Linked DNA regions of Homo sapiens: region 1 is linked to region 2. Evidence: read pairs that join two places in POLR2A ChIA-PET (ENCODE). Cell type or tissue: Caco-2. All regions are shown on one strand. Links, peaks and the distances in the headings refer to the core of each region. The heading gives the core; the rest is flanking DNA. Region 1 overlaps GPNMB (glycoprotein nmb). Region 2 overlaps IGF2BP3 (insulin like growth factor 2 mRNA binding protein 3).

Region 1 (5,383 bases), core at 298-5,297, 100 kb after region 2:
CTCAATTCCAAAAATCAAATTTTGAAGCCATATCCACAGCCACAAAATCCTTCTGCCACATTCTCATCAGTGGCTAATCTTTTTTTGCTCTAAAGGAATTTATTTCAATAAACATTTTAGCTGGGCGTGGTGGCTCATGCCTGTAATCCCAACACTTTGGGAGGCCGAGGCGGGTGGATCACTTGAAGTCAGGAGTTCGAGACCAGCCTGGCCAACATGGTGGAACCCCGCCTCTGCTAAAAATACAAAAATTAGCTGGGTGTGGTGGCAGGTACCTGTAATCCCAGCTAGTCAGGAGGCTGAGGCAGGAGAATCACTTGAACCCAGGAGGCGGAGGTTGCAGTGAGCCGAGATTGTGCCATTGCACTCCAGCCTGGGTGACAAGACCAAAACTCTGTCTCAAAAAATAAAATAAAAAATAAACACTTTAAAATTAAGGACTCAATAAGCCCAAATCTTGATACTTAATTTGCATCATTAAAACCTATACAATAGGTCAGGCATGGTGGCTCCTCCCTGTAATCCCAGCACTTTGGGAGGCTGAGGCATGTGGATCACTTAAGCTCAGGAGTCTGAGACCAGCCTGGCCAACATGGCAAAATCCCATCTCTACTAAAAATACAAAAATTAGTCTGGTGTGGTGGTGCATACCTGTGGTCCTAGCTACTCTGGGGTGCTGAGGTGGGAGAATCGCTTGAGCCCAGGAGGCGGAAGTCGTAGTGAGCTGAGATCGCACCGCTGTACTCCAGCCTGAGTGACAGAGTGAGACCCTGTCTCAAAACCAAAATAAAACAAAACAACAAACCCATGCAGTGAAATTAATAATGGCAGTTACATTGTAAACTGGAGAAACATTTTGATTAGTGAGATGACATGACATTTGTGAGAAAATTATACATAGAATGAAAATTGGTTAAATACTAATATACCATTAAGGTACCCAAATCCCAAAATGCCTATGGGAGAGCGCCAAAGAAAAAATTTATTCCAGAATTTCAAGGACAATAGGAATGGCTGTTCAGTTCTAAGCAGCAGAGGAACTGTCCCTGCAGATTAAGCTGAGGCCAGTGGGGTTGACCAAGATGGGGGACTCCGGGTCAGAGCTTAGCGCTCTTCCTGCAGTGACACTTGTGCGGTGACATGTTACATTAGTCTGGAATCCAAGCTCTATGAGAACAGAGTCCTTGTCTCTCTTGTCACTATTGAGTCCTCTCCTAGACAAGAGCTTGGGACATACTGGTGCCCAGTAAATGACAGTTGAATAATTGAAATCAGTCTGCAAGGGGTGATTCCTGGGAGCTGAACTCTGCTTTTTTTTTTTTTTTTTTGGGACAGGGCCTCACTCTGTTACCCAGGCTGGAGTGCAATGGTGCACTCTCAGCTCATTGCAACCTCCTTCTCCTGGGCTCAAGCGATTCTCAAGCCTCCCGAGTAGCTGGGGTGACAGCCACCTGCCACCACATCCAGCTAATTTTTGTAATTTTAGTAGAGACGGGGTTTCACCATGCTGGCCAGGCTGGTCTCGAACTCCTGACCTCAGGTGATCTGCCCGCCTTGGCCTCCCAAAGTGCTGGGATTACAGGTGTGAGCCACTGCGCCCGGCCTGAACTCTGATTTTTTAAGGTAACTATTCTGGCAGCTTTGGAACCATTCTTTTAAAAACCTTAAAGGATTTTCCCCCACCAAAAGCCCCATCAGAATGTGGTCACCATCACCCCTGGATGACCACCTTCTCATCTGCCCTTACACTGTCACTCTGGTTTGAAGTTGCTACACATTCTGGATGTAATGAGTGCATTGAACGTATTGCCCTCTAAACTATTAAACAATTGAAAATTCAATGAGGGCAACCAATGTTTATAAATGAGTCAGAAGTGTTTAAAATGCAGACATTTAGAAAAAGTCCCAAGAATAAGAAATTCCCAGAATAATTTATTACCTATACATTTCAATTTTCTTTGGAAGTTCTAACGCTCAACAAACATTAATCAAATTATCTCACTATCTTTTAGGTTGCTTCCCCCGTTTCACAAATTGTGATTCAGCACAAGTTAAATGACTTGTTGCTGGGGTCATAGGGATAATATAAATTTAAATAATTCACTATTTCAGCCCTCTCTCCTGCCACTTGTTAGATTGAAACTGAGGGAGGTTTGATGAGGATTTTGACCTGCTTCCTCAAAGAATGACTGTCTATTTGCTGCTCTCTGCTACCCCCTGTTGATAAGGGAAGGAAAGAGCGGATTTCAAGACCAAATTTCTCAACGTTAGTTCCTTCCACCCAGCAGTAGCAGGATTATCTGGAAACTTGTTAGAAAGCCTTAAGGGGCCTCACCCCAGAACAGTGAATTCGAAGCTCTGGGGGTGGGCCCAGCAATATGTGTTTTAACCAAACTTCAGGTGATTCTGCTGCAATTTGAAATTACTTTTTTGCTTTAGGTACTAATGTCTTGGCCTCCTAGTCATTATAAAGATGATACAGCCTCTCCACACTGCTTCCGTCCTCAGGCCTCACATGGAGTACATACCACCATGCCATAAACAGGGTGCTTCCATGCCCACTCATTCGGGCAGATGCATGTGCCGCAGCCCTGTGAAGTAGCCAAGGAGGGCAGACATACCCATTTTACAGATGAGGAGACTGAGAAAGGAAAGGCTCAGGAAGGGTCAAACAACTTGCCCAGAGTTACTCAGACTTCAGTGGCAGGGCTGGATTCAAATAGTCTTCTGTCTTCATGTCCATGCCCAGAGCTTCAGTAGTCACTACAAAGCAGGGTGGTTCTACATTCAGGGTCAGATAATTGTTTTTTGTTTGTTTGTTTGTTTTTTGAGATGGAGTCTCCTTCTGTCTCCCAGGCTGGAATGCAGTGGTGCGATCTCAGCTCACTGCAACCTCTGCCTCCTGGGTTCAAGTGATTCTCATGCCTTAGCCTCTTGGGTAGCTGGGATTACCAGCGTGCGCCACCACACCTGGCTAATTTTTGTATTTTTAGTAGAGACGGGGTTTTTGCTGTGTTGACCAGGCTGGTCTCAAACTTCTAAGCTCAGGTGATTCACCTTCCTCGGTCTCCCAAAGTGCTGGGATTACAGGCAGGATCCACTGCGCCCTCCATGGGCCAGATAATTCTTTGTTGTGGTGGTTGTCTTGTAGATTGTAGGATGTTGGGCAACATTACTGGCCTCTAACCACGGGATGCCAGTTGTATCCCACCCTAGTTGTGACAACCACAAATGTCTCCAAACATTGCCAAATGTCCTCTAGGGGGCAAAATCACCCCTGGTTGAGAACCATGGCCCTACAGTCATCACGTAAATGGGGAGAAATCTCAATTCTTGTTCTGCAAATTTTACACTCTTTGGAAGCGATTTTAGAACAAATAGCTGTATTTTTTTTGGCCTCTAGGTCATCCAGGAAATGAAGAACCTAGACTAAATGTTAATCCCCACAATACCTTTACCATTCCTTAAGAAAATTAACAATTCTATAATATCATCTGGTATCCAGTGTGTACTCAAGTTTCCCCAGTTGTCCCACGAATATCTTTCATCACTGTTTTTTCCTCAAGCTAGGATCCAATGTAGATTCTCAAATTGCGTTTGGTTGCTGTGTCCATTTTGTCTCCATTAGTGTAAAACAGGCAAACTATGTCCCATGGGCCAAATCTGGCCTACCACCTGTTTTTGTAAATACATTTTTGCTGGAACACAGCCAGGCTCTTTTATTTATGTAATGTCTATGGTTGTTTTCACGCTACAATGAGAGAGTTGAGCAGTTGCGATCGAGACTGTGTGGCCCATAAAGCCTAAGAGATTTAGTACCCAGCCCTTTATGGAAAAAGTTTACTAAACTGTGACCTAGAATTCCACCCCCTGCCTTTATTTTTAATATGATACTGATTACTCAAAGAGTCCAGGACAATCGCTTATAGAAAATCTCTTCTTTTAGATTGATCTGATTATATACATTTACACATTAAACTTTTATTTGAAGTTTCACATATGATGTGATTGTGTGTATATACAGATATTTGAAAGATATATATATATATATCTTTTTTTTTTTTTGAGACAGAATCTGGCTCTGTTTCCTAGGCTGGAGTGCAGTGGCACCATCTCGGCTCACTGCAGCCTTGACCTCCAGGGCTGAAGTGATCCTCCCACCCCAGCCTCCTGAGTAGCTGGGACTACAGGCATGTACCATCAGGCCTGGCTAATTTTTGTATTTTTTGTAGAGACGGGGTTTCATCATGTTGCCCAGGCTGGTCTCAAACTGCTGAGCTTAAGCAGTCTGCCTGCCTCAGCCTCCCAAAGTGCTGGGATTATAGGTGTGAGCCACTGTGCTCAGCCATATATATATATATATATATATATATATATATATATATATATATATATATATGTAGTTAGGTAAAAAATATTTATGAGATTATCAATGCTCTATGAGACATTGTTAAACAACTTTTTACTTGTCAAAAACTATAAATGAAATTGAGGCTGGGTACAGTGGCTTACTCCTGTAATCCCAGCGCTTTGGGATGCTGAGGCAGGAGGATCCTTTGAGGCCAGGAGTCTGAGACCAGCTTGGACAATATAGGGAGACCCTCATCTAAAAAAAAGAAACAACTGTAAGTGAAATTGAAAAGCAAATGATGAATCAGAAAAATAATTACAATACCAAGGTCTTGTCTCTTCCCACACTTTATTTTTCAGGAAGGAGAGAAAAAGAATGTCATGTCTAACATATAGTAGATGGTTTTAGTTACAAACAGAGGTGAAATCCTTACTGATCAAGTTGCCATGAAAAACCAGGGACCTCATCTTTGGAAAGTCTTAATATATGATTTCAAATATGTGCAGCGACTGTACAAAAATTTGGAAATATACACAAGAGTGTCACTCAGCATCATGCCTGGTATATAAAAAGCACTAACTAAATGTCCATGGAATAAATGAATATATGAATATCATTCCTTCACTCAGCCAAGCAAAGTAGGTTGTCACCAAAATACTCCCACCCATTTATGAGAGTAGTATTTTTTCTGAGTCTAGCAAGTGTGCACATCATACCACAGGCTTGGGCCTGTTATTGTTCCATCAGGAGTTCATGAGTGTGTATTGAAGTGGGATTCAGTTAGCTTGGAACATGATCTTAGAAACTGGACTACATTGGCTTTATGCATACAGTTACATGGAAAGCTGAAAGTATCCCGCCTCTTCTTGCAGTTAACCTGGGTTAGGCTCTAATCAATAGTAGCTTCTCTCCTTACTCTCGGGACACAGTGTTTCTATCCTACTAGTTACCTAAGACTTTATAAGTGAAACATAAAAAATAATGAAAAGAAGCCTTGCTAAGTTGCTTTTATCAGTTTCACAACATGGCTGA
Region 2 (5,383 bases), core at 150-5,149:
CAAGGTGCTGGGATTACAGGTGTGAGCCACTGCACCAGGTCACATAGTGGCATTTTAATGAACAGTGCAAATGTTACATCTTTGCCCAGTGATTACTGTTAATTTTAAACTTTGGACTTTGACGTTAAAAATTAAGTTTTAAGGCCGGGTGCATTGGCTCAAGCCTGTAATCCCAGCACTTTGGGAGGCCGACCGAGGTGGGTGGATCATTTGAAGTCTGGAGTTCGAGACCAGCCCTGCCAACATGGCAAAACCCCATCTCTACTAAAAATACAAAAATTAGCTGGGCGTGGTGGTACGTGCCTGTAATTCCAGCTACTCAGGAGACCGAGGCAGGAGAATTGCTTGAACCTGGGAGGTGGAGGTTGCAGTGAGATGAGGTCATGCCACTGCACTGCAGCCTGGGTGACACAGTGAGACTCCATCTAAAAAAAAAATTAAAATTTAACTTAAAATTTTAAAATCAGCCATCACTTTAATGAACATATAAGCATATACAAGTAGAGAGTATATAATAAATCCTCATGTACCTGTCAACCAGCTTCAAAATTTATCAACTTTCTGTGCTTGCTGGTATGAAGAGCTTTTGAAGAATCATTTTCCTTACAAGGTGGTGACTTTTTGAGAAACGGGTGTAGCCTATTGAGCACTGACTTTAGAGTCACGTAGTGTGGGTTCACATCCTGACTCTTCTCGTATTTCCTGTCCCGCTGGGCATGTGGCCTTTCCTCTTTGAAACTCAATTTTTGCATCTTGAAAACAGGGTTAATATCTGCCTTTGAAGATTGTTCAGATGACTAAGTGGAATAATGTGTGTGAAGAATCCAGTGTGTTTGGTGGCTGATTACTGTGTGGATATAGAGACTTCTGGGAGGAGGGATTTCTCCATTGCTGTGTGGGAGTCCCAAAGTCTATAGCTCTGTGCTAGGGCCTGTTCTAGATACAGCTGTGAAGTTGAGTCTGATTTAGACATGGACAAGTGAATGGCCTTCCACAGTAAAAACAAGCCCCTGGGTTAGGTTGGAGGTGGGTGCTTACTATGGAAGATGGGAGAGAGGTGTATTAATTTATCAGGGCTGCTGTAACTAATTTCCACAAACTGGGAAGCTTAAAACCTAGTTCTGGAAACCAGAAGTCTGCCATCGGGTGCTGGCAAGACTTCCTCCTAGCCTCTAGTGGCTGTGCCCAATCTTTGCTGTTCCTTGGCTTGTAGCTGCATCATCCCAGTCTCTGCCTTTGTAGTCACGTTGTGTTCTCCCTGTGTGTGTCCGTCCAAATTTCCCTCTTAAAAGGATATTAGTCATTGGATTAGAGCTATATTCAGAGGTACTGGTGAATTTTTAAAGGGCGCTATTCATCCCAGTACAGGGAGTTAACCAAGACTGGGGTGATCAGGGATTGTGTCCTAGAAGTAAGAAGACATAGTGTGTTCTAGTTTAAAGGTAGTTAGTAGGGAATCAGTTGGGAGTGGATGAGAGTAATGTATGACAGTCTTGAACCATATTAAATTGCATGGATGCCACTCATCGGCCAAGAAGCATGGTGGGCAGTAGGCCGGGCACGGTGGCTCATGCCTGTAACCCCAGCACTTTGGGAGGCCGAAGCGGATGGATCACGAGGTCAGGAGATCGAGACCATCCTGGCTAGCACAGTGAAACCCCGTCTCTACTAAAAAATACAAAAAATTAGCTGGGCACGGTGGCAGGCACTTGTAGTCCTAGTACTCGGGAGGCTGAGGCAGGAGAATGGCGTGAACCCGGGAGGCGGAGGTTGCAGTGAGCTGAGATCGTGCCACTGCTCTCCAGCCTGGGCAACAGAGCGAGACTCCATCTCAAAAAAAAAAAAAAAAAAAAAAAAGAGGCATAGTGGGCAGTCTCCACGGTTTTTACCTCAAAATTCACAGTGCAGTGGGTATTCTTTTGTATTCACGGCTGAACATTAATTTTGAAATAGCCTTTTTATATTTAAAGACATTACCAAGTTACGACTTTCCCAACCCATCTTAGAAGTTGACATTCAAATTCTCTGCATCCCCTGACCTCTCACCAGTTAGCTGACCATGGCTTGACCTCTCAAGTGCACCTGTGTAAGACTTCACTCGTTAACAATAAGAGATGCATGGAATTGCCCCGTGTATAGCCAGTGCATGGATGTATATTTTGTAGGGACCAAATATAAGCTATAAGAGCATATAGGTTCCAAACCAAGTATGGACTGGGAGTGGCGAGTTGCAGACACAACTCTGGAATCCTGCTGTTGAGGACAGAAGCAGGCACATGGGGAGGAGCAGTTTGAAGACTAGAAAATTGAGATTTTGTTTTGTAGTATCTTTAAACTCCAGGTGAACTTGGTTGGTGAATAGAGCTTCTGTGAGGGCAATTTACTGTTTTATAGAATTGATTTCCTAAAAGATTTGCCATTAACTGAACTGTCTTCTGCTAACCATAACTTCTCCTTGATTATTAATGGACCCCTGTTACTCATTAAAACCTTTAAAATTACTTGAGAATGCCTGCTTCTAGTCCCAGTTCATTCGCAATAGGTGCTATCCAAATTGGTACCCAAATATTTTCTAAACAACATGAAGTGGAATCACATCTGAGGGGTAGGATCTGAGTGAAAAGTTGGATTAATAGAATTCTGGACCAAAAGCAGTACTTGTGGACTTAAGCAGTTTTTTAACTACAGCAGATATAAGAGAACATGGCTGGGATCAAAAAATGCCTTTATCTTGAATACACACTAGCTGAGACAGAGCAACAGTGGGTGTGGGGAAACCTTGGTTTGCCTTGTAGAACTACCTGCTCCACCCCACCAATAAATTTCAAAAGGAAAAAATTTCAAAGACATTTGTAACACTGATAATTTGTCCACCCATTGTTCAAAAGCAGCTGAACTTATTATGAAACACATGTCCATCATAGGAAACAAATGCTAATGGAGGGAGGGACTCCACTAGTCCGCTTTCTTCCATAGAACTCTGACCTTGTCCTAGCAGTGTGTTCAATATGCCACAATGAGTTGGTGTGGTAAGCATCTTTTTTTCCTCTGCTTGGTCTCCAAATAATTCATACATTTGGTTCTGCTCATTCAATTGTGTTTCTCCAGTACTCTTCCGGGGGAGCCTTACGAATAGAAGAGAAGGCCAGGCACGGTGGCTCACACCTGTAATCCCAGCACTTTGGGAGGCCATGGTGGGTGAATCACGAGGTCAAGAGATTGAGACCATCCTGGCCAACATGGTGAAACCCCGTCTCTACTAAAAATACAAAAATTAGCTGGGCATGGTGGCGTGCACCTGTAGTCCCAGCTACTCGGGAGGCTGAGGCAGGAGAATGGCTTGAACCTGGGAGGCGGAGGTGGCAGTAAGCCAAGATCATGCCACTGCACTCCAGCCTGGCGACAGAGCGAGACTCTGTCTCAAAAAAAAAAAAAAAAAAAAAAACAAGCAAAAATTAGCCTGGCATGGTGGTGCACGCCCATAATCCCAGCTACTTAGGAGGCTGAAACAGGAGAATTGCTTGAACCTGGGAGGCAGAGGTTACAGTGAGCCAAGATCATACCACTACACTCCAGCCTGGGAGACAGAGCGAGACTCTGTCTCAAAAAAAAACCAAGAAGAGAAATGTCTATTTTCCTGGCATTTTTTTTTTTTTGAAAACTATCTAAAGGCCAGTGTAATTCAGATTTGATATTTGTTTTCATTTTCTTCCTGATTCTAAAATTATATACTCCTTGTAGAAAACTTGAAAAGTGAAAAGAAAAAGTCTTTCTCCCAATGGCAACATTATTCCGTGACTAATAGTTCAGTTTAATGATTAGGCATTTTTCAACATCGTTGGGTCTTGCATGTATAATTTTATATCCTGTTTTAAACATTTTTAATTTTTTTAAAAATCGAACTATATTTGATGTCATAAAATTCACCTTTCTGAAGCATACAATTCAGTGGTTTTTAGTATAGTCTAAAGGTTTGGAAGTATCACCACTAATCTTAAGACATTTTAATTACTCCCAAAAGTAACCCTATAGCCATTAACAGTCACTTGCCCCTCCTATCTTCCAGTCTCCTCCCAGGCCCTAGAAACCACTAATCTACTTTCTGAGTCTCTAGCTTTGCCTATTGTGGACATTTAATATAAAAGGAATCATATATATGTGGCCTTTTATGTCTGGCTTCCTTCACTTAGCATAATATTTTCAAGGTGCAGCCAGATTTTAGTAGGTACTTCATTCCTTTTTATGGCTGGGTAATAATTATTGTGTGAATATACCACTTACTGTTTATCCATCCAGCAGCTGATGGACATTTAGGTTGTTTCCATTGAATGATGCTGCTCTGAACACTGGTGTACATGTTTTTGTGTAAACATAGATTTTCAGTTCTTTTGGGTGTATACCCAGGAATGGAATTGCTAGATCATATGGTAACTTTTTGAAGAACAACCAGACAGTTTTCCAAAGAGGCTGTACCATTTTACATTCCCACCAACGATGTCTGAGGGTTCCAGTTTCCCTATATCCTTTGCCTAAACACTTGTTATTATTTGTCTTTTCAATTATAGCCATCCTAGTGGGTGTGAAGCGATAAGTCACTTTAGTTTGATTTCTGTTACCCTACTGACTAATGATGTCGAGCATTGTTTCATGTGCTTATTAGTCATCTGTATATCTTCTTTGAGGAAATGTCTATTCACTTCCTCTGCATAAAAAAATGGGTTATTTGGCCTTTTAGTGTTGAGTTTTAAGAGTTCTTTGTATATGCTAGATGTAAGTCCCTTATCAGATATATGATTTGCAAATATTTTCTCCCATTATCTATGTCTTTGCACTTTCTTGATAGTGTTCTTTGAAGCACAAAGGTTTTATTTTTTTGTTCTTTTCTTTTTAGCACAGTTTTTTTTTTAAATTTTGTCATAAACATTATGTAATTGGACTCCTTAAGTTTATAATGGATGTTTTTTCTGTTCTATGTGTAACTGGTAATTTACTTAACCATTCCTCATGTTTAACCATTACCACAGTTGTGAACATATCTGTGGATGAATTTACACCCACATTCCTGCTGATTTCTTTAGTGACAATTGAACAGAAATAAAATTAGCAGGTCAAAGATTAGCAATCTTTCAAGGTTTTTTTATTTAGTTAGTTAATTTTGGTCTTTGAGACAGGTTTCGCTGTGTTGCCCACGCTGATCTTGGCTCATTGCAGCCTCCGCCTTCTGGGCCAAGCCAACCTCCTGCCTCAGCCTGTCGTGTAGCTGGGACTACAGGCATGCACCACCATTCCCAGGTAATTTTTTGTATTTTTTGTAGAGATGGGGTCTTGCCATGTTGCCCAAAATGGTCTTGAATTGCTGGACTCAAGCGATCCGCCTGCCTCG

Evidence for each region. Peaks named below come from ENCODE experiments on the same cell type or tissue, not always from the same donor. Only the 100,000 strongest peaks of a DNase experiment are listed, where the experiment ranks them.
Region 1: POLR2A ChIA-PET joins it to region 2 with 5 read pairs; 3 of 35 experiments call an interaction of 5 or more read pairs at or near these places.

Annotation. Positions count from the first base shown.
Region 1 is chr7:23,274,408-23,279,790 of GRCh38, reverse strand. It overlaps GPNMB (glycoprotein nmb), which reads right to left. Exons shown (of 11, transcript NM_002510.3): 11 at 4,683-5,383. Among named protein-coding and RNA genes, the nearest start is that of MALSU1, 22 kb to the left of the region's middle. RefSeq lists silencers at 2,135-2,184, 2,195-2,254. In Caco-2, for the core only: CTCF peaks have their summits at 2,062, 2,263 and 3,271 (motif pointing right); a DNase peak (open chromatin) is centred at 2,239.
Region 2 is chr7:23,376,632-23,382,014 of GRCh38, reverse strand. All of the region lies in intron 3 of IGF2BP3 (insulin like growth factor 2 mRNA binding protein 3), which reads left to right. Among named protein-coding and RNA genes, the nearest start is that of SNORD65C, 17 kb to the left of the region's middle. In Caco-2, for the core only: no CTCF peak of the experiment used is centred there; a DNase peak (open chromatin) is centred at 2,794.